Linked DNA regions of Homo sapiens: regions 1 and 2 are each linked to region 3. Evidence: chromatin loops called from intact Hi-C (ENCODE). Cell type or tissue: Caco-2. All regions are shown on one strand. Region 1 overlaps GREB1L (GREB1 like retinoic acid receptor coactivator). Region 2 has its middle 51 kb from the start of GREB1L. Region 3 holds the start of GREB1L (GREB1 like retinoic acid receptor coactivator).

What was found. Peaks named below come from ENCODE experiments on the same cell type or tissue, not always from the same donor. Only the 100,000 strongest peaks of a DNase experiment are listed, where the experiment ranks them.
Region 1: a loop joins it to region 3, with 4 times the contacts of the local background. A loop is called at or near these places in 10 of 110 quality-filtered maps.
Region 2: it touches region 3 in a loop (2.6-fold over the local background); 12 of 110 quality-filtered maps call a loop at or near these places.

Annotation. Positions count from the first base shown.
Region 1 is chr18:21,382,549-21,390,548 of GRCh38, reverse strand. It overlaps GREB1L (GREB1 like retinoic acid receptor coactivator), which reads right to left. Exons shown (of 33, transcript NM_001142966.3): 3 at 6,874-7,039; 4 at 6,146-6,343. The coding sequence starts at 7,030. It overlaps GREB1L-AS1 (GREB1L antisense RNA 1), which reads left to right. Exons shown (of 4, transcript NR_187982.1): 3 at 2,962-3,036. Among named protein-coding and RNA genes, the nearest start is that of GREB1L-AS1, 64 kb to the left of the region's middle. RefSeq lists an enhancer at 2,993-3,793. In Caco-2, no CTCF peak of the experiment used is centred here; no DNase peak of the experiment used is centred here.
Region 2 is chr18:21,187,355-21,195,354 of GRCh38, reverse strand. No RefSeq gene overlaps it. Among named protein-coding and RNA genes, the nearest start is that of GREB1L, 51 kb to the left of the region's middle. In Caco-2, a CTCF peak has its summit at 3,113 (motif pointing right); a DNase peak (open chromatin) is centred at 3,174.
Region 3 is chr18:21,239,064-21,247,063 of GRCh38, reverse strand. GREB1L (GREB1 like retinoic acid receptor coactivator) reads right to left here and starts at 4,832. Exons shown (of 33, transcript NM_001142966.3): 1 at 4,671-4,832. It overlaps GREB1L-DT (GREB1L divergent transcript), which reads left to right and starts at 4,336. Exons shown (of 3, transcript NR_183513.1): 1 at 4,336-4,454; 2 at 5,729-5,787; 3 at 6,057-6,389. In Caco-2, a CTCF peak has its summit at 4,788; DNase peaks (open chromatin) are centred at 4,783 and 5,393; H3K4me3 peaks cover 3,636 bases.

The DNA.
Region 1 (8,000 bases), 140 kb before region 3:
AAAACAAAAACAAAAACAAACAAACAAACAAACTTTTTTGTTAAAAACTAAGGCACAAACACACACATTAGCCTAGGCCTACACAGGGTCAGAATCATCAATATCACTCTTCCACCTCCATATCTTGTCCTACTGGAAGGTCTTCAGGGCAAAAACATGCTTGGAGGGTCATCTCCTATGATAATAATGCCATCTTCTGGAATACCTCCTAAAGGACCTGCCTGAGGCTGTTTTACAGTAAACTTTTTTTTTTTAATAAGTAGAAGGAGTGCACTCTGAAATAACATAGATAATAAAATAACTAGGTAATAAAAAATAACATTTATTACCTAGTATCATGTGGTGTACCTAATTGTATGTGCTATACTTTTATATGACTGGCAGTGCAGTAGGTTTCTTTACATCAGCATCACCACAAACACATGAGTAATGCATTGCACTACTTTACAATGGCTACAGTGTCATCAGGCAACAGACATTTTTCAGTTTTGGAACCTACAGGACCAATGTCATATATGCAGTCAGTCATTGACCGAAATGGTGTTATTTGGCACATGACTGTATACTGTTTCACCTTCCTCTAGTCTGATGGAGAGCTCTCCTATAACTTCATCCTTGCCTATTTTTGTTGGGTCCTATCACTTGACTTCCCTGTGGCCTTTTCAGATTGATTTCTGAGCATCATTTGATACACCAGCCCCTGCCAGCCATTGACTGTGTCGGCATTCACCTATTTCATACTTGTTAATGAGTCCTTAAAATTCAAGTTTTGGCAAGCCGCAAAAGTAATTCATGCTCACAGACTGACATTTCTGCTGAGCTTTCTCAAGCAATACATTGCAAAAGGGAGACTAAGAGGGAAAAGTTACAATTTTGTTTCTGGGCTAAAGAGGTATAGAGTAGAGAAGGCACAGTTAGTGTTGAGAAGGCCTGAAGAAAGCAGGATTTTCTAGGGAAGAGAGATTATTTCAGAGCAATTTCTGTGGCAAAATGAAAACTACACAATCCACACAAATAGTTTTTAGTATTACAATCTTTGAGGGTTTTCCCATTTATGAGGACACCTAGAGGAGAAAAGCAATAATTATTAAACAATTACTGTATTCTATGAGAGGTGTGTGCCTAACCTCCTTCCCTTAAAAAAAAAAAAGTCAAGAGGTTCCTGTGCCCGTGAAAAGAGAAAATTCCTATTTGATGAAAAAAAAAAAAAAAAAACCCACCCCATAATGATGGGGGTTTGTAAAAGTGGCACGAGAACCAACTGAGATCCCAATGTCCAAAACTGAACAATTTGAGCAACAAAATAAATTAGTATTGGATTATAAACATAAAATAAATGTAGGTATTTATGGCCATAATGACATAAATAAACGAATGAACCCATCAATAAATGGGAGAGAAGAGATGAATTCCCAGGCAGTAGAATTTCAAATAATTTACGTAGCCTGCCCTCAAGGATGTGGAGTATAACTCCCTGCTCCTTCAGTGTGATCTGGGGATTCCTTCCACAGTATGTAGTGGAAGGAGAGTGGGGATAACACTCCTTCAGCCCCTCAGCCAGGTGACCAAGGTCAACAGCAATAGTGTTAAATCATGTTGATAGTATGTACCCTTGAAAGAATAAGATAAAAATTTACCTCTGTGATCTTCCTCCCCAGATCCCATAACCTCAATCTAATAAGGAGAAAAACATCAAATGAATTCCAATAGGGGGGTCTCCTACAATATGCCTAATACTCCCCAAACGGCCAAGGTCATCAAAAACAAGGAAAGTCTGAGAAACTGTCACAGTCAAAAGGAACCGGTGAAACCCCATCTCTACTAAAAATACAAAAAATTAGCGGGGCGTGGTGATGGGAGCCTGTAGTCCCAGCTACTCGGGAGGCTGAGGCAGGAGAATGGTGTGAACCCGGGAGGCGGAGCTTGCAGTGAGCCGAGATCGCACCACCACTGCACTCCAGCCTGGGCGATAGAGCAAGATTCAGTCTCAAAAAAAAAAAAAAAAAAAAAAAAAAGGAACCTAAGGAGACATAACAATTAAATCTGATGCCGTATCCTGGATGGGATACTGGAACAGGAAAAGGATATTAGGAAAAAACCAAGGAACTCAAATAAACTGTGGACTTTAGTTGTTATTAAAATTAATAAAAATGTATCAATATTGGTTCATTACTTGTAGCAAATGTCCTATACTAAGATATTAATAATAGGGCAAACTGTGTGGGGATATATGGAAACTGTACTATTTTCTTAATTTTCACAAATTTAAAGCTGTTCTTCAAAAATAAAATAAAATAGTTCTATTTTATCTTTTACCATGTAGCTATTTGCCAATACAAGCCACACAGGCAATTTAATTAAGAAGAGAATAGGAAAGAAAGGCACAGCAGGGCTGTGTCTAGGAACAGGGTCCAGAAGAAATCAACTCCATGCCAAAAATGCTCATTAAGTCAAGCAAAAGTTTATGAATTCAGTTTGTAGTTATTCTAAGAATAAGTTCGCCTGCCAAGGGTCTGGTCTATTTCTGTAAAGTATGTATCTATTTACTATTTCCTCCAAATCCTCATTGCTGGGATTCAGATCAGCTAATGATATACAAAATATATCATGAGGGATCCCTACGAGAGTAAAAACATTATGCAAACAGCAATATTTAATTTAGTTTTTTCAGATGGAAAATAAGCTGTGTATGTCTGTAAAAAAGAGTGGATAGCTAAAAACAAAATCTATGAAACATTCTATCTCAAGACATAGGATCCCAATATCCAGTGTGATAGGTAGTTCTATTTTCCCACTACTAGAAATATGTCTGATTAATAGTCTAATAAACATCAAATATTAAATCTCAGTTAAAACCTTGAACTAAATGAAAAAACAAAACAAAACCTTAGGACTCCCCAACAGGGTAATTCTGAATTACATCTAAATAATTCTGAAGGACTGATGTGATCTTTCTTTTAGAGGCTACGAGAAGATCTGGTTAAGAGTATCCTAAGGGAGGATCTAAGCCTGTTCATACTCTACAAGCAAAGAAACGTAAGTTAGTGATAACAGGCATACAAATAATTTTTTTGACAAATCTGCCCCTGAAATAATTTCATTTTCTGAAGATAACACTGAAATGTTGCTCTAAAACCAGAGCAAATGATTTTAATTTTTTTAAAAAGGAATAATAGTAGACAGGTCTTCTTTATAAACTTCATCTGCATTTCCTTAAGAAAACAGCCAAAGATTTCACTTCACAGAAACAGATTAGCATTCTCCAATTATCTCCAACTTGAAGGTTACAGAGTAAACTAAAAGAGGGCAGGGAAAACTTTACAGAACCAGCTATAAACACAAACTAGAGTAATCAAAGCAGTATTTGGAGGCCTAAAATTTGGTTGTCCTTTACCCCTCTGGACAATCAACTGCCTCCCAGCAGGGTAGGAACCTACACTACTCCGATAATTTACATAAGAAATTAGCAACCAAAATTTACATCTGAATGGTAAACCCCAGCAGCCCATCAGGTGTTAAGTATTTGCTTATCTAAATTGCCTCTAAAAATAGCTTTACCTTTCTTTGAGCCTTAAGTAAATAGAGGATTTCCCATGAAGGGAAGGTGGTATGCTTATTTAGGTTCAGGCAGTATATTGCCCTATTTCACTGCCATTTTCATAAGGAAAATTTCAGAACTGTTCTCCCTTTGAGTAAGAAGGCTCTTAAAACTATCTTAGAATGAGTTCAATTGAAAGAGCTACTGGCTGGGCGTGGTGGCTCACGCCTGTAATCCTAGCACTTTGGGAGGCCGAGGCAGGCGGATCACGAAGTCAGGAGATCTAGACCATCCTGGCTAACACGGTGGAATCCTGTCTCTACTAAAAATACATAAAAAAGAAGCCAGGCATGTTAGCGGGCGCCTGTAGTCCCAGCTACTCAGGAGGCTGAGGACTCAAAAAAAAAAAAAAAAAAAGCTACTGGCCAGGCACAGTGGCTCACGCCTATAATCCCAGCACTTTGGGAGCCGAGGAGGGTGGATCATGAGGTCAGGAGTTCAAGACCAGCCTGGTCAAGATGGTGAAACCCCATCTCTACTAAAAATACAAAAATTAGCCAGGCGTGGTGGCGGGCACCTGTTATCCCAGCTACTTGTGAGGCTGAGGCAGAGAACTGCTTGAACCCGGGAGGTGGAGGCTGCAGTGAGCTGAGGTCGCGCCACTGCACTCCAGCCTGGGCAACACAGTGAGACTCCGTCTCAAATAAAAAAAAAGGTATCTACAAACTATAAACTACCAAATTAATTATAAACTTTGTGTTTTAAATGCCTTCCCCCAAGGTGAATTAAAACGGGAAAAAAATGGACATTAATTATAAGAACCAAAAGTAGCTGATACAGGAATCTAAGTGTAGGACTAGTGTTTTTGAATTGTTTTGGAATATAAATCTTGAACTTGAGTGAGACAGTTAAAAAAACTGCACCTCCTTTATCTTTAAAATGATATTACCCTTCCCATACACTCTCATATTCTCATGTTTTAAAGTTTAAGAAATACTGGCTATCTCTAGATCACTAAGTTTATTATACCTTGGTGGGTACTAAACAGCTCTCCATACCTGCTTATAAAAAACACCAGTGTCAGATACCCTGTAAGGCAAACTAAAAACATACCTAGGGCACAGGAAGAATGGAAACCTCTCTCCCATGTTTTGGTATAAAATTAGATATTTGAAAATTATCCTCTAAAGCTTTTACTCTATGTAACTCTCACACATAACAAGATTCTCAATGGGAATCCAACAACGTTTTAAGCACTATTTCACCTTCCATTTTGTTACCTGATAAATGAGTTGACAGCTCAATTAAATAAAAGGCATGAAGATGGACGTAAAGCAAGTAAGAAGAAACATAATGCTAGTCACCTCCTACACCTCCACAGGCTTAAAGGCCTGTATTATGTCAATAATGAATAAATCCATATATATTATATTAAGTTTGAGCAATCATAAACAAATTCATAAGGAATAATGCGCTACAGGCAGGGCCGAATCAAAGAGCAGTAGTACTAATTGCTAGAGGCCACCTTTAGTGAATTGGGCACTTAAGAAGCTACCAGAATTATTCAGGTTTCCTCATCTCCTAGGTAGGGGATTTTGACTCCTTTACGGTTTATCACATTGTCCAAAAAAAAAAAAAAGTCAAGAGAAAATAAAACTCCCAAGCAGGGCTTTCTGACTTTCCATATTTGAACCTCTAGTTTTTCTCTAATTCTTTGCACTTTAAGCTTTGTAAGAGGAATGTTCTGAAATTATATCCCTTTTCTTCTTCTCCCATTTCCCCCACTCCAAAATTTTCATGCACTGAAATCATCCTAGGTCCAAGTCATTCTGGGTATAAGAACAATACTCTGGCTAATCGGGACAAAGTATTATTCATGAACTAATTAGGCTGGGATGGTCAGAAAATAGCACAGTAAACTATTAAATGGAGGGAAGAGAGTGTAATTTAAGTTATGATATCACCAAAACCATGAAATACTGGAAATGCTTTATACTAGGATTTTCTTGTAAAGTGTGAAGCCTTGGTGGAAGAGGAGGTTGACCCTAATAAATAAAAAGGGATTAACAAAATATACACATTTTAATCCTCTATAAATTTTTACATTTATAATATGTATAAAATATTTTAATCCTCTATATCGGATGAGTGTTCAAAATAAATGTAAACGGTAAATATGAAATCTCTAATATCTCTCTGATTGTTTGCAGGGCCGGGGGCGGGGGGGAATAGAAAGAAGTACGAAGAGGGAATACTAAAAAAGTCCTAAAATAGTAGCATTCTTGCAGAAAGTACTTGGAATACTGGAAAAGCCTTGACCTGGGTTTAGAATTGCCTCTGCAATTCTAAACAGACCATCTCAGGGAAGTCAACAACTGTGAATTTCAGTCTCTTTATCTGTTAAGATGGGATGATAATACTTGTCTTTCTTACAGACATCTGTTGTGAAGTCACAGGAGATAATGTGAATGAGAGCATAATCATTTCTCATTCCTCTCCATACGATAATTACTAGTTTCCAGCCTTGAGCACCTCATGTAATAATTAGAAATATGTCAGACAATATTAGAGACAAAATAGCAAAAAGAAAACACAACTGAAACCCACCATCTGTAGTGCAAGATCCTTCTGGGGCAGGTTTTTGTGAATAGGGAATTGGTGGGCTGTTTGAATCAGACATTTCTTCATCGTCTTCATCATCTTCCATTTCATTAACTGTTAGATTGTTAGAAAAATCCAGACTTCCATTTTGAGTGTAGCGGTTTACCAAATCTTTGTCCAGATCCTCCACCTTGGGTTTGACATCTGGGTAAGCAAATAAATCACAGCAGATTTAATAAAAAGATGCTTATGGAAAAATGCACAGTTCTGAAAGACATAATTGAAGAAAAAAGGTCTAGCATTTTCTAACATTTAGCCAATTTATCTCAGAGGTCCCAAGATTTGGAATCCCCACTTCTAAAACAAGAATCCCACTTTTTAAAAAAGGAGTCCAGTGGCCGGGTGCAGTGGCTCATGCCTGTAATCCCAGCACTTTGGGAGGCGGAGGCGGGCGGATCACGAGGTCAGGAGTTCAAGACCAGCCTGACCAACATGGTGAAATCCTGTCTTTAATAAAAATACAAAAAAAATTAGCCAGGAGTGGTGGCGTGCACCTGTAATCCCAGCTACTCAGGAGGCTGAGGCAGGAGAATTGCTTGAACCCAGGAGGCAGACGTTGCAGTGAGCCGAGATCACGCCACTGCACTCCAGCCTGGGCAACAGACGGAGACTCCATCTCAAAAAAACAAAACAAAAAAAAAGAATCCAGAAATGTGTGTGATTGAGAAACTTACCTGCAGATGAGAAAGGATGCTGGTCAGGGTCCAGGTATAGCTGGGAAAAAATTGGCCGTGGTACCACACTACTACATCTGAGGGAGGCTTCTATGGAGTTGTGGAGAGCTTCCTCAAATCGAGCAGATTTCAGTTGCCCAGCATATGAATTCCCCATGATCTACACCTACCCATCCCCAAGAAAAAGAAGAAAGGATAAAATTGATATAATTAGAGGTTCTATGTCTCAAAGTACAGGTAGAGCTAATTTAAACTATGTCCATATATCTTGTTAAGATGTGAAATATATGAACTACCCAGAGATCTTAAGACAGCTTGTGTAAGTTACTTGTTATCATGTCACGTGTGCTTTTTGTCTTCACAGCCCAAACCCAACTCAAAAAGCCCCTTTGAGGGATTTTGTATCTATAACAGTAATAAATGCTTAAGTCAAGGCTCTCCAACCAGTAAATCAAGACTGACCTGTCAGTCATGAATCCCAACCTGGTTAACAATGTGGCCATATCACCTTTATAGGAGGCTACTATAACTCCCTAGAAACTCTATCAGTGGTTTCAGAGTAAGTAATGAATTTTCTCTTTACAAAGATCTATTACTCTAGATGGGGGAAAAAGGCTCTCTTCTGGAAAAAAAATGAAAGTTTTATGGTTATATATTTAATTAAATTTCTGAAAGCAAGACGAGCGTTTTCAACTTGAATAATTCATTTATGTATTACTAGTATTTGAAAAACACTGTTATTTCTTTTGCTTCATCTGAAGTACAATCTTATTTGGGACCCTTCAATTAAGTATATGGCAAAAAACTTTGAAGTCATGACCTTTACTTCTCATCACTAATATTTATATAGTACTATAGTACTTGCTGGTTATAAAAATTTCCATGTATAGGGTGGGCATAGTGGCTCATGCCTGTAAACCCGGCACTTTGGGAGGCTGGGGCAGGTGACATGAGGTCAGGAGATTGCGACCAGCCTGGCTAACATGGTGAAACCCCGTCTCTACTAAAATACAAAAATTAGCCAGGCATGGTGGCATGTGCCTGTAGTCCCAGCTACTCAGGAGGCTGAGGCAGGAGAATCACTTGAATCCGGGAGGCGGAGGTTGCAGTAAGCCGAGATTGCGCCA
Region 2 (8,000 bases), 52 kb after region 3:
GTTCATTAGGAGTATCTGTAACTTGGACTACTATTTTCTCAATTACAGCAGAAAAACAAATGAGGGGAGACAAAGGAAAAAGACCACTGTGATAGCCACAGCAATTGAAAATAGGGACATGATTCCTGAGAGCTCAGAGAGGGGCACCAGATCTGAATTTAGAAATTAAGAAGTTGCATCATGAAGTAGCTACCTCCTGAGCTGATAAAGGAGGAACAGTCACAGGTGACAAGGGCAGGAAGAGCACTGATGTCTAAGACATGAGTCAAGGTGGGAAATCAAAGAACAACATAATTTTGTGGGCAAGTTTAACTGCTTGAGATAAAGCAGTGGAAAGTGAGTGCCTGGAAGGAAGGCTAGAGACGGGAGCAAAGCTGAGATCAAAGAGAGTTTGTATTTTCTATGCAATGGGAAGCCACTCAAGAGACAGCCTTTCATGGTGGCCCACCCCTGTAGTACTAGCTACTCGGAAGGCTGAGGCAGGAGGATGGCTTGAGCCCAGAAGCTTGAGGCTGCAGTAAGCTATGGTCATGTCACTGCACTTCAGCTTGGGTGACAGAGCAAGACCCTGTCTCTAAAAAAAAAAATAAAGATAAAGATAGAAAACAGAGAAACAGCCTTGCAATTCAGATACAACCCTGGCACCATATGGGGGATGTATTAGGGTGGGAATTGAGACTAAAATTATGATGTAATTATAGTAGATGATGGTAGTAGTAAGCAGGAAAAAAGGATGACTCAAATAATTGGAAGAAAAGATAAATAATTAGGTTTGATGGCTGGATGTCATCTTTTAGAGTTCAGATAGATTATATTTTTATCAATTAACATTTTAAAATTCTATTTAAAAGAGTAAAGTTAGTGGGAAAGATGATTAATTTCATGTTGACAAGTTAACCTTGAGCTGCATGGGAAATAGTGATGTGTTGATGCTAACAGGCAATTGAATATCTGGTTCTTAAAGCTTTGAGGAGAAGGTTAAGTAGAAGATATAAATTCATTTTCATCAGCACAGTGGTGGTTGCTGAAACAATGTGAACAAGATCACTCAGGAAATATATATAGTATAAAATAAGAGCCTGGATAGAAAAGACATTACTAATGCTTAGTTTAAAAGAATGATTTGAATTTGGATATGTTCAGAATATATTAGAAAGAAAGGAGATAATTTCTTTAATCTCAAATTATAATTCACTGATGAGGATCAGTGTTTCAGAAGTTCCCTGTTGAGGTCTATCTATACAAATATTCAATGAATACATTTTCTATTTATGAACTATATTAATCAGGACCCTTTCAGCAAAGGATAGGAGCTAAAGTTGCAAAATAGTTCGAAGAGTTGCTCATATCCTTCATCCAGCTTCCCCTAATGTTAACTGACATATTATATAATTTTAGTACAATAACTTGACAATTTTTTATCCCAGAAAAGATGGTATCCTTTCTAAAACATTGTGACATAAATTCCTGGTCAATTAAGATGAGATGTGACTATTATATTCAATAGTATTTCCTTAGAATTAAAGAACAAATTTAAATCTGGAAGTTCTTAAAGTCAAGGACATTTGACATCTTTGCTCTTTTCCAGTTGTATTTTAGATAAAACGTTTGCTTGTCTAGATAATAAATTGGGCTGTTTTTCCTCCCCTAGAGTACTGATGAAAAGTACCACAATAATTATTGAATAATATATGGGAAATGTCAACAGAGAAATGGAAACTATAAAAAAAGAGCCAAACGGATATTCAACAACTGAAAAGTACAATTTCTGAAATAAAAACATTCACTGGCTGGGCTTAATAGTGATTGGGGATGGCAGAAGAAAGGGTCAGTGTGTTAATCTGAGTTTTCTGAGAAGTAGACACCAAGAAGAAACCAAACATGCAAGGATTTCTTTTTATTGCAATAGTTTTTGGGGAACAGGTGGTTTTCTTGTTACATGGATAAGTTCTATAGTGGTAATTTCTGAGATTTTGGTGCACCTGTCACCCAAGCACATACGCTGTACCAATGTACAGTCTTTTATCCCTCACCCCCTCTCTCCCTTCTTACCAAGCCTCCAAAGTCCATTATATAATTCTTATGCATTTGTGTCCTCATAGTTTAGCTCCTACTTATAAGTGAGAACATACAATATTTGTTTTTCCGTTCCTGAGTTACTTCACTTAGAATAATGGTCTCCAAATAATGGTCTCCAACTCCATCCAGGTTGCTGCAAATGTCATTATTTTATTCCTTTTTACGGCTGAGTAGTACTTCACAGTGTATATATACCACATTTTATCCACTTGTTGGTTGATGGACACTTAGGCTGGTTCCATATTTTTGCAATTGCGAATTGTGCTGCTATAAACATGCATCTGCAAGTGTCTTTTTCATATAATGACTTCTTTTCCTCTGGATAGGTACCCAGTAGTGGGATTGCTGGATCAAATGGTAATTCTTTTTTTTTTTTTTCAACAGAGTCTCACTCTGTCATCCAGGCTGAAGTGCAGTGGCATGATCTAGGCTCACTGCAACCTCTGCCCTCTGGGTTCCAGCAATTGTCCTACCTCAGCCTCCCAAGTAGCTACAACTTGTAGAAACTACAAGTGCCCACAACCACACCTGGCTAATTTTTGTATTTTTAGTAGAGACGGGGTTTCACCATGTTGGCCAGGCTGGACTCGAACTCCTGATCTCAAGTGATCTACCTGCCTTGGCCTCCCAAAGTGCTGGGACTACAGGTGTGAGCTACCGCGCCCGGCCTGGATCAAATGGTAGATCTACTTTTAGTTCTTTAAGGAATCTCCATACTGTTTTCCATGATGGTTGTGCTAGTTTATATTCCCACCAGCAGTGTAAAAGTGTTCCCTTTTCACCACATCCATACCAACATTTTTTTTTTTATTTTTAATTATGGCCGTTCTTGCAGGAGTAAGGTGGTGTCTCATTGTGGTTTTAATTTGCCTCTCCCTGATAATTAGTGATGTTGAGCATTTTTTCATATCAAAACTGCAAGGATTTTATTAGTGGAAACACTTGCGAGAGAAAATGGAGACAGAGCTGGAGAAGATTGGGACAACCATCAGATTGTAACGCAAGTCTGACCCCAAGTGAAGAGAGGTTTGGAAAGACAACGGAGAGTCCTTGAGTCAAAGCCAGCCAGCAGAGGGCTCCAGTGTCTCCCAGGAGCAGGCTTCCCTTAGCTCCCTGCCACCGTCATTCATGTCAAGCATACTCCAGATGCAAATGCAGCAATAGATTTCAGAGCACAGTAGCTATGGCCTGTGAGCAATTATAGTCCCTGAAACTGGAGATCTGAGAGGTATATTCTTGTGGCTGCTGCCATTGACCACTTCTGCTCCACAAAGTCATGTTTCTACATAAGTGCGAGGAGCAACTCCTTTATAGCTCCTGCCAGCCTTTCTTCCTGAGGGGAAACTCAGAAGAGAGAAGTTAGTGTGATAGACAATAGCCCCTGTTACCATAGTTGCTCTCGGGGGCCACAGTTGGAACTCATCCTATCCCTCCTCTTCATCCCATCTGACTGGATCACAGATTTGTCCACCAGTCCTCTGTCCTTCACATAACAATCCTGCCTTGGTTGAGCATTCAAATGTCTTCGGAGCTCTACAACTCTAACAATGAGGTCTTTAGCCTGTCACTCAGCTGGGCCTACCATTCCTCTGTAGAAATAAGGGCTTCTTTGTAAGCTCTCACTGAAGATCTGTGGCTTGTCTCTAAATTTTTGCTAATAGTCGTCAATCCCTCATTATCCTTCTGCAGAATGTCAATGCAATTTAGCAATAACCAGCCAACTCCACTGACTTTGTAGGTATTGTTTCCCCATATTTTTCAAAAGTCTCTGTTTTTTTGTTTGTTTGTTTGAGATGGAGTCTCACTCACGCCCAACCTGGAGTGAAGTGGCCCTATCTCAGCTCACTGAAAGCTCCGCTTTTCGGGTTCAAGTGATTCTTCTGCCTCAGCCTCCTGAGTAGCTGGGATTGCAGGTGTGCGCCACCATGCCTGGCTAATTTTTGTATTTTTAGTAGAGATGGGGTTTCACCATATTGGCCAGCCTGGTCTTGAACTCATGGCCTCAAGCGATCCACCTGCCTTGGCCTCCCAAAGTGCTGGGATTACAGGCGTGACCCACTGTGCCTGGCCTCAAAATCTCTGTTAACTTACTTTTTACAATATTGCTCTCCACTGATACAGTTTCTCAGTTCACCACCAGTGAAATATTCCACAATAGAGCTGCTGTCTTTTTCCAGGGGCTCTCTTTGCTCCACTTGCCAACAGAATAGCATCCTGTGTGCCTGCCAGGTAGTGGGTGAGTCAACCCCAGAGCCTCACCTCACTGCGTGTTTTGTCAATCCGCCCATGATTTAACTTATTTTATTCAGGTGTCCCTTCAGAGCAAATGCTAAGACTGGATTAAACATGAAAGGCTTTTATTCAGGGAAATTATCGTTATAGAAAATGAGGGGGAAGGGAACTGGGGAAGGCTGTGGGAACCTCCAAGTCTGTCCTGGAGTGAAGGGGAGAGGGAAGGAAGGTTAGGTGGAAGCTTCCTAGACTGTCTTGAAATCCAGGGAAAATTCAGCAAGGCCACTGGGGAGTACTTGAGCCAAAGTCAGCCATTAGAGGGGCCCTTAAACGTTTGCCATACTCAGTGTTTGAGTGGGTGCAGCCTGTGGGAAGTGCGTCCTCAGCACAAACATAGTGATGAATTTCAGAGCGTGGCAGCTCGGACCCTCAGTCAATTATGCTTCCCGTAGCTACAGGCTTGGTCATTCTCATGACCACTATAGTCCATGAACTTGGAGAAGGACCATTAGAAATTATGCATTTTGAAAATGAAGGGGAGCAAAGATGAACAATAATGAGCAGAGCCTCAGTGATGTGTGGGATATTTTAAATGATCTGTGTTAGTCTATTTTCACACTGCTCTACAGAACTTCCCGAAACTGGGTAATGTATAAAGGAAAGAGGTGTAATTGACTCACAGTTCTCCATGGCTAGGGGGGCCTCAGGAAACTTCCAATCATGGTGGAAGGTGAAGGGGAGGCAGGGACCTTCTTCACAAGGTGGCAGGAGAGAGAATGATGCAGGATGAACTGCCAAACACTTATAAAACCATCAGACTTGTGAGAACTCAGTATCAGAAGAACAGCATGGAGGAAACCGCCCCCATGATCCAATTACCTCTACCTGGTCTCTCCCTTGACATGTGGGGATTATGGGGATTATAATTCAAAATGAGATTTGGGTGCGGACACAAAGCCTGACTAACATAAGTATAAGTATAAGTTGTCTAACATAAGTATAATTTCAGTCCCAGAATGAGAAGGGAAAGAGAATGGAACAAAAAAAGAGCTGAAGAAAAAAATAATTGAAATTCCCCCAAATTTGGTGGAAATAATCTACTTACATATCAAGAAGCTCAACAAATGCCAGCAAGATAAGTACAAGAAAATCATAACTGGACACATCGTAGTGCAACTACCAAAAACTGAAGTAAAGAGATTATATTGAAAGTAGCTGGAGAATGACATTACATAAAGAAAAACAGTGACATAAGTGATGGATAATTTTTTCCTGAGAAACAGTGGATGCCAGAAAAAAATGGAAAAACATCTTTAAAGTGTATCTGGAACATGCATCAACATGAATCATGTGTTAAGACACAAAACACATCTCGCAAAATTTCCAAAATATTGAAATTTTACTATGTTCCTTGAACACAATGAAATTAAAGAATAGAAAAGAAGTAAAGTTGTCTTTATCCACAGGTGACATGACTGTTTCTACAGAAACATCAGAACGAATGCCCAAAGAACACTAGGTGTATTAAGTGAATTAGTACAAGGTCAAAAGTACAAGGTCAAGACACAAAATTCAATTATATTTCTGCTAACTGGTAAATAATTAAAAATTAACATTTAAAATGCCATTTACAATCACATAAAAAATGTAAATCACTGAAATGTAAATGTATAAAAATTACGCAAGATCTCTACACTAAAAAAATATAAAACATTGAAAGAGGTATTAAATAAAACATCAGTGAATGGAGAGCTATATCAAAATCATGGATTAGAAGACACAATATTGTTAAGATTAATAGTCTTCCAAAAGTGATCTGTAGATTCAACGCAATTCCAACCAAAATTCAAATAGAACTTTTTTTTTTAGAAATTGACACATTGACTCTAAAAATTTTATGGAAATGCCAAAGACCAACAAGAACCAAAACAATCTTGAAAAATCAAAGCAAAGCTGGAAGATGTACACTACCTTATTTCAAGACTTTGTTTAAAGCTACAGTGGGGCGGGGTGCGATGGTTCACGCTCGTAATCCCAACACTTTGGGAGGCCGAGGTGGGCAGATTACCTGAGGTCAAGAGTTCGAGACCAGCCTGACCAACCTGGTGAAACCCTGTCTCTACTAAAAATACAAAATTAGCCTGGCGTGGTGGCACGTGCCTGTAATCCCAGCTGCTCAGAAGGCTGAGTCAGGAGAATCCCTTAGAACCCGGGAGGTGGAGGTTGCAGTGAGCCGAGATCATGCCACCACTGCACTCCAGCCTGGGTGACAGAGCGAGACTCTGTCTCAAAAAAAAAAAAAAAAGAAAGAAAGAAAATACAAATAAACTTAATTATATGAAAAGATCTCAATGACAATAATGTAAGTGAAATTGAAACTACAGTGAAATGTGTTTTATCTGTTATATTCATCATGATAAAAAGTGAAAACACTTGGTGTTAGCTGGGAATGAGGAAAAGTGAGGAAACAGGTTTTTTTGGTTTGTTTGTTTGTTTGTTTTTTGAGATGGAGTCTCGCTCTGTCGCCCAGGCTGGAGTGCAGTGATGCCATTTTCACTCACTACAACCCCTGCCTCCTAGGTTCAAGCAATTCTCCTGACAGCCTCCTGAGTAGCTGGGATTACAGGTGTGCACCACCATGCCCAGCTAATTTTTGTATTTTTAGTAGAGATGGGGTTTCACCATGTTGGCCAGGCTGGTCTTAAACTCCTGATCTCAGGTGATCCTCCTGCCTTGGCTTCCCAGAATGCTGGAATTTCAGGCATCAGCCACCACACCCTGCAGAAACAGGCATTTTTATACATTCTGGGTAGGAACATAAATTGATGTCCTCTCTAAGGAGGGCAATTTGACCCAGTGACTGAACTTATGATATTTATCTTGCGGCTACATTCTGAGAACTACAAAATAACTCTTGGCAGAACATGAGCTCTAAGAGACCTGGCCAACTCCAGCGTGGCTTCTGGCTGCCTAAAGCTGCATCCTGGGACAACCTCGCTCCCTTTGAGTTCCTGTCTGTGAAAGCTCAAGCTCAGTTTGTTCTAGCCAACACCTGACAATAGGCCCTGACTCCTTCTTTCTTAGAGAATTTAGTTGAAAGAAGCTTACATTTGTAAATCCTTTCTCCGTCACTTTGGGTTATAGAGCCAGTGTTTTGTATCTGTTGGATTCAATCAACTGTGGATCAAAAATACTTGGAAAAAAATTGCATTGTACTGAACATGTACAGACTTTTTTCTTGTCAGCATTCCCTAAACAATACAGAATAACAATTATTTATATAGCTTTATATTATATTAGATATTATAAGTAATCAAAGATTATTTAAAGTATACGAGAGGACACATGTAAGTTATATGCAAATACTACACTATTTTATATCAAGGATTGGTGCATCTGGGAATTTTAGTACCTTTGGGGGTCCTGGAATCAATCCCCCATGGATACCGATGGTATATATACATATCTCATATAAACTAGGCATGCCATTCTCAGGGACCTGAAAGCCATTCTTTTGAAATGTAACCACCAGGAAGGATAGGACCTGTCTCTCAGTCTGTAGGAGAGTCCTAACTTCAATAATTGCCAGCTAGTAGGCCAGGTGTGGTGGCTTATGCCTGTGATCCCAGCATTTTGGGAGACTGAGGTAAGTGGATTACTTGAGGCCAGGAGTTCGAGGCCAGCCTGGC
Region 3 (8,000 bases):
ATGTTGGGTGTATATTTGCCAAAAATATCAGGGATGCTGGAACTCCAGAACTCACAAGGGCATGCTTTTTGTAGTCTAAATTACCTTGACTATATAAGAACTCAAGTCAGTGGGCATAACTTCATTATCCATTTGTAGCCAAAAGATAACATGATTGGAGATCATAAATTTTCTCTCTGATTTTTCCTCAAGTTTTGAGAAGCATTCCTAGTAAAATTCCAGCAAACTGTGATCACAATACTAACCACAAATCAGCTCTTCAAGGAAGATTGCATTTTCACTTAAATATCGTTTATATCTTAGTTAACAGCTACTTTTCTAAGAGTTAAATAATAATAATAGCTAATAAATATTACCATAGACTGAAAATACAAGAAAACTACAATTAGTTTGAAAAAAGTCTATTGGAAAATTTGGTTCACTATTCATTAGTGGTGTAACTGACCACCCCTATATGTCTAGCTTATGGTACAGCTCAAAATGACTGAGGTAATGAAATTTCCATCACTCAGTTTGGAAAACTATAGCAATATGGCGGAAAAAACTATCCCTCACTTTGTATAAGACTAAAGAAATGCAAAGCAAAAGAAAGGTATAAAATGTTACACTGATTAAATTAGTAACAATAATATGTTTTAAGATAACATAAGCACACACATAGATTGTTAATGACAGTATAAATTTATATAGTCCTTTTAGAAAGTAATGTGGAAATTACTGTAAATCTAGAAATTTCCTAATAAAAATAAGAGCTAACATTTATGTGTTTCATGTGTTATTGCTTTTTATCTTAACTTTAAAGAACTATTAATATAACCCATTTTACATCTTAGTAAGCTAAAGTTCTGAGAAAATAAATTACTTGTCCAATATTGCCAATGAGTACTAGAGCTAGGTTTAAACCCACAACCTCTAATTTTAGAACCCACCCATTTACAACTACATTATACTATCCCTCAAGAAAAAAAAGATCCTAAGGAAGTTAAGGGAAAAAGAAGAAAAGAAAAGAAATAAAGTTACATGTATAAGAATAGGCATTATAGGCCAGGCATGGTGGCTCACGCCTGTAATCCCAGCACTTTGGGAGGCTGAGGCGGGCAGATCACGAGGTCGAGATCGATGAGATCGAGACCATCCTGCAACACAGTGAAACCCCATCTCTACTAAAAATACAAAAAATTAGCCAGGCGTGGTGGCAGGCGCCTGTAGTCACAGCTGCTAGGGAGGCTGAGGCAGGAGAATGGCGTGAACCCGGAAGGCGGAGCTTGCAGTGAGTGGAGATCGCACCACTGCACTCCAGCCTGGGTGGCAAAGCAAGACTTCGTCTCAAACAAAACAAAACAAAACAAAACAAAACAAAACAAAAAAAGAATAGGCATTACATTTTTTATGCTGCAAAATCAAAAACAGGAAGGCTTAAGTTAATAATGAACATCCATTGCATAAACTTTTATAAAATTATTGTAAATAATGGGAAGTAAGCTATAGAAAAAATGTTTATAAAAAACAGGGTGAAAATTATCTGCAATATAAAACATTTGTAAAAATATTCATTCATATGGCAAGATTGGGAAGGGAGCTGGAAAAAATAAAAACCATTACCATTTTGAAGAATTTCACTACTGGTATTGAATTTTCTTTTGTTTCTGTCAGCTTCATTAATCAATCAATATTACTCTAAGTACCCTTACAAATATATTCTTCTAGTTCTTATTCTTAGGATCCCAAACAATTCCTACAGCGAATTTATAATTTATATTAGACTTATTCAAAATAATTACATATGTTTCATCAGCGGTGCTTTTAGAAAGCTTTAGCTTTCAGTATGAGATCTCTATCTTAACATCAACACTTTTTGCAATCATCGCTTACAGTGTACCTTTGAAATCCCTTAATTTAGACCATACGCAGTCACTAAAATCAGCTAATTTTTACTTTCACAACCTTACAATCACTCCTTAACTCCTGTCCCCATCATTAGCCCAAAGGCTGCAGGTACTTTACAAATTAGAAGTTTCCTAATAAGAACATACTCCCTAGGTGAATATTTATCAAGTAACTAAAATATCTTAGCTATAAGGGATGTTCATAATCTAAACACTTCAGAGAAGTATAAATTAAATTATGTCAAGTCTCTTTCAAGTAGGTAAAGTTAATTTCCACTTTACCAAAAAGAAGAGTTTGGTAAGAGTAATTTTCCTAAAAATGACACTGTGGGCTGCGAGGAGAATTCACTCTCCTTAGCCACACAAGGTGACATGAGAGGCCCTCAGCCCGGTGTTTGGCCTCTATCAGCAACATAAACACACATTCTGTGGGTAAGGAGAGTAGCTGTTCTCCAATGACATCAAACTCGTAAGAGCAGGGATATAGTTTAAACATCTCTAACCTCCTCTTCATGAATCCACCATTCAGGAATGTTTTTTGTCGCCCCACTGTCTAACATCCACAGTCCAATGGTTATCTTTAGCCAGTTTTAGGACAACTATTTTAATCGTAGAACTCTGGAGTTCGAAGGACCCTTAAAAATCACATAGTTCAATTCCTTTATCTAACTGAGTGGGAAACAAAGTTTTCCAAAAAAAAGTTACGTCGTGTGGCGGGTTTGTGGCAAATCCAGGCCTAGAATTAAGAGATGCAACCAAACATCTGAAACTCGGCCTTCGTATTTATCCTTTACCACTAACATCTTTATATTATGTCATGTCAATGGGAGTATACACACGCCCTTTCAGTGTTTTCAGATACACACTGCGGTAGACAAAGTAAACTACTACAGTTCTCATTCTCTACTTCATAAAGAATTCCAAAATGGAGGAAAAATTCAATAAAGATTGCAAAAACCAGTGTAGGGAAACTGGTGTGTGTGCAGGAGGAGATATTAGTTTAATAGTTTTGCTTTCCACTGCATACTGTTCTAAGATTTTTAGCCCTCTAACTGATCTTCAAGGTAATAATTGTCCACATTTGGCTAAATAATCTCATGTCATCATGAGTGGGTATCAAGTTAATGGTCATCACCACGAATATATAGTTCAGTCTTATATTCAATCCCTTTCATCATCTATAATGTAATTCCATTTTAATAGACTTACGGAAAGATATACAAAAAATATACAACAGTGGCTGCCTCTGAGAAGGATGAAGGCTTGTATGGAGGAGAGGAAAGAGGGCTTAATTTACACTGTATACTCTTCACTGTTGTTTGAAATGTTTACCCTACTTATATATTCATTCATTAAACATTTTCCTCTTGAAATACATACCTATATGCATGTAACTGTATTACTAAATATTTCAACAATTTAATTTTTTCTCTTTTAAATAATTTTTCAGTATCATTCACAAAACCTCCTAGAAAATTTCAGCAAAGAGAAGAAACAACACAGTCACAACACTCAAAGCAGAGTTCCAGGATTTAAAGTCTAAGAACATATATAGATGAATGAGAGGTTTTATTAAGGGGGACTGAGTTCAAAAACCTTTTGTGGGAAAGCTCTTCCCTGTATTTAAACGGCTAGGTTTAAAAATGTGATTTAAGCAGGGATTCCCGCCTCGAGGCGGGGGGAGGCGGAAAAAAACACCTTACGGTGTGAAAAGCAGAAATTAAAATGTGGTTTCTATCCTCTCAGCCGGGGCCAGAGGAGTGGGTGGGGAGGATAAGGACCTTGGAACCGTCACGTTCACCGGAGAAAGGGGCAAGACTGAGGAGTTTCTCCAGGACCCGCAGCCTCGGTTAGAGGCAGCGGCAGTTCCGGGCAAACGAGTCGCGTTCGGGGACGTTCCTTGGACTCATGTAACTGAGAAACCCCACGCACTGAATCTCCACATGGAGTTTCCTCTTAATGGAGCTGGGAAGAGGGACGGCGGGAATGGATTTCCTTTAACGAGTCTCCCTCACCCTCCCCGGCCAGGGCGCACCTCACTCGCTGTCTGCTTGTGTCAGGGTCAGCTGTCAACACAACTCTTTGTGTCTCATTCGGAATAAGAGTGGTCCTCAGCCATGCACAGAAAAATGGACATGCTGGCCGGAAGACACGCGCGCCCGCTCGTGACGAAGTGACATTTGGTGTTGAGGAAAAAAACCCACAGACGCCGAGCGAGCGCCCAGCCACCTCTGGACGTTCTCAACTTTCCCAGGCTGAACTCCATCCATCCTCTCCCCGCCACCTCCGCGGCGCCCTACCTGTCGCCCGCCCGCCTGCCCGGCACCCCCTCACTGCCCCTGGGCTCGGGGAGACGAACCAGGTGCCCCCTCGCCGCCTCCGCCGGGGGACCCCGCGCTACTCGGCGCGCCGCAGCTCCCTCGTCCCACCCCCGGGCCGTCTCGCTCCCGCCACAAAGGCAGCGAGTAGAGCCCGGTGACAGGCCTTCGGCCTCTGGGCGCGGACAGCACGGCCGGGTCCCTTCGGTGGGCGACGCGAGGCGGCAGGGAAGGCAGGCACGGCTCCCAGGTTGGCACTGGCGCTCCCTCGCCACCCGCACGCGCTCCGCTCACACCCCCGCTGAGCTTCCCATCCCTCCGGAAAAGTCCGCTGCGGCGCTTCCCCGCGCGGCCAGGGCGTCCAGCCCGCCAAAGGGCAGCTCCTGCCGGTCACAGGCGAGCTCCCGCGCCCGGTTCGCGACCTCTCACCTCCTGCCCGCGCCCCGGAGTCCCCGCGGCCGCTCACCTGGCCCTAGCGGGGCGCGAGGGCAGAGGACCAGGGGGTGGCCCTCGGCTCGGCCGGGCTGGTCTCCCCACCCCCAGTGCCGTTCCCTGCGCCGCGCTGCGCTCCGCTGCTCCGGCCGCCCGACTCCGAGGTGCTAGCGCCGCCGGCGGCTGGCGTCTCTCTGGCAGGCGCGCGGTCCGCGCGCTCAGTTCCCCGGGGCGGAGCGAGGCGGCGGCCGCCGCAGCCGGAGGCGGATTCCTCAGGTGCTGCCCCTCCCGCCCGCCCTGGCCTCCGCAGCGGGGACCCCCGCGCCCCCTCCCCCCGCCCCGCCTCGCGCCTTCCCGCTGCCTCGGCGTCCGCGAGTGGCTTTTGGGGGTCCCTCGCCCTCTGTGAGGGTGGTGGGCGCGCATTTCTCCCCTACCCCCCTCCAACGACGCCCCCCGCCCAGCCTGTGGAGCCCTCGATGCGCGGTCCTCACGCCTCCATTCCCAAACCCCGCCGCACAGACGAACGCGCAGCCCCGCGGGGGTGTACAGGGGGTCGTGCGGGGGGGGGGTCTTCTGTGAGGGAGGGCTGCACCCCAGTGTGCTGACGCGCGAAGCCAGGAGGAAAAATTATTTCCCCTGGAGCCCGCGTTCATTCAGCCTGCTCTCGCCTCTGCGCAATTGCTTTCTCTGTTCACTGGACGGCGGCTGAAGAGCCCCAAGCGTGAACTCGGCCTGGGCAGTGGTGGCTCGGAAACCCTTGGCCTTTTGCATGAAGGGGGTAGGGTGGGGGCAGGGCGCGGACAAAACCAAACAAACCCGGGAGCTCCGGGCCCAAGCCGACTTTTGCACCTCCCGGAGGAGCACGCCCTCCGGCCCCGGGCCCCGGCTCGTCGGTAGCCTCCCGGGACCACGGGGACGGCTCCACCCCAGGGCAGCCGCGTCCAGCTGGCCCTGGGCCTTGACGGGTGCTGCGGGGAAAAGGTTCTTGAGAGATGCTGCGGCCCGGTAGAGAGATTTAGCTCCACTTTTCACAGCTGGAGGCTTTTGTTATTAGAGATGCGGCTCCATTTTTAAAACTAATTGTTGCCACAGATAGGCGACTACATCTCTGGAAGCAGCAGCTCCATGCTGGATGTGGTGGAAGAATCGAGGTAAGGAAAGGCTGATGTATTTTGAGTGCCTTTAGTGCAGTACAGCCCGGGGGAGCTCCCCGTGTGCGTGGGAGTGGGGAGGCAGCCGCGGCGCCCAGGCCCGGGTGGGTTGGAATCATTGTCAAGTGATAGGTACCATTTAAAGACATTGTCAATTAAACTAGTTCTCATACGATGTCCCAGTACTTTTGTTTGCTTGTCTTGCATTTTTCTTTTTTGCCATATCCGAAATACATTTTTTTCTTTCCTGTCACTTTTGATCCATGCAGAGGGAATGGACTGGAAGTTTGGAATCACCGGAAAATAACAAGGCATAGCTAAGCTGTGACTAGCAAGATAAACGATTTGTTCGAGGTTTGATTGTCCTTTCCCTCCTCCACTCGGAAGACATAGTTGTCTTTTTTTAAATCATGTTTTGTACCGAAATATTTTTATTTTATAATTGAATCCCTGTTGTTGGGCCTTTAAAAACCCATAGAAACATTGTTATGTGCCACGAAGGTGGGAAACACGGCTTTCTCAGTCATTGCTGTACTCCCACAATTCTGGGTCATGCACACAATACAGGTTTAGTAAATAAAATCCGTATGTTTTTGGCCCCACGCGGTGGCTCATGTCTGTAGTCCCAGCGCTTTTAGCCTGGGTGACAGAGACCCTGACTCAAGAGTGTGTGTGTGTGTGTGTGTGTGTGTGTGTGTGCGCGCGCGCGCGCGGGCGGGCTTTAAAATAACTACAACAGAAAGGTGCAGATGATTAGCAATAGCTAAAAGAATCCAAAGTCACTTAGTAAACTCATCATGAGAACTGGCCATACACGTGGAAAAGACAGTGCTGTAGAAACTGAAATTTTAAGTTCACCTGGTGAATATAAACTAAGCTCATAGAAGTTAAAGCAGGTGAGAATCTTTTGAAAAACTCAACCCATCACAAGGTCTGTAGAGTGTGTGGGGGTTGGGCAGAAGCAAAACACCTTCCAATTTAAAGATAAGGACACTGAACAAGGAGCCGCTTTAAAGTAAAACCACCAGTGCAGTTTTCTCTCTTAGTGCAAGGACCATTTGTTGAGTGCCAGGTACACTAGACCCTAGAAATGTGAAAGCAAATCTGGCAGTCACTCAAGGACCATAGTCTAATATTACAGGACTCTGGTATTCATTCTTCATCCATTCAACAGATATTGAGCACCTAATGTGAGTTAGACGGCACAATATATCAGTAGTAGTGGTGATTTGTCAGTAAACAAGGCAAGTCCCTAACAAGGGTAAAAGTGAGAGTAATCTATATATCCTGGTAGATTGAAAAGAGTTCAATGCCATCTTCATTAGATAACAAACTCCCAGCCGGGTACAGTGTCTCACGCCTGTAATCCCAGCCCTTTGGAGGCCAAGGCAGGTGGAACACTTGAGGTCAGGAGTTCGAGACCAGCCTGACCAACATGGTGAAACCCCATCTCTACTAAAAATGCAAAATTAGCTAGGTGTTGGTGGCACACACCTGTATTCTCAGCTACTTGGGAGGCTGAGGCAGGAGAATCGCTTGAATCCTGGAGGCGGAGGTTGGAGTGAGCCAAATTGCGCCATTGCACCCCCAGCCTGGGCAACAAGAACAAAATTCCGACTCAAAAAAAAAAAAAAAGATTTCACACTCCTGTGTCCTGAATTTGTGTTTCTGCCTTGTCTTCCCTTTGGGATTTCTATGTCCCTCAGCATGCCCAGTAGACCTCCATAATTATAAAAGATGATAGGGTTCAGAGTGAACATTCTGAAAAAAGGTCCCATAGTTTTGAATCCTGACTCCAGCCTGGTGACAGAGTGAGACTATGTCTCAAAAAGAAAAAAAAAAAAAGAAGATGCATTAGTGCCTGAAACACTTTTTTTTTTTTTTTTTTTTTTTTTTTTTTTTTTGAGACAGAGTTTTGCTCTTGTTGCCCAGGCTGGAGTGTAGTGGCATGAACTCGGTTCACTGCAACCTCTGCCTCCCAGGTTCAAGCGATTCTCCTGCCTCAGCCTCCTGAGTAGCTGGGATTACAGGTGCCCGCCACCACGCCTGGCTAATTTTTTGTATTTTTAGTAGAGACGGGGTTTCGCCATGTTGGCAGGCTGGTTTCAAACTCCTGACCTCTGGTGATCTGCTCGCCTCAGCCTCCCAAAGTGCTGGGATTACAGGTATGAGCCACCATGCCCAGCCCGGAACACTATTAAATGTTGACTGTG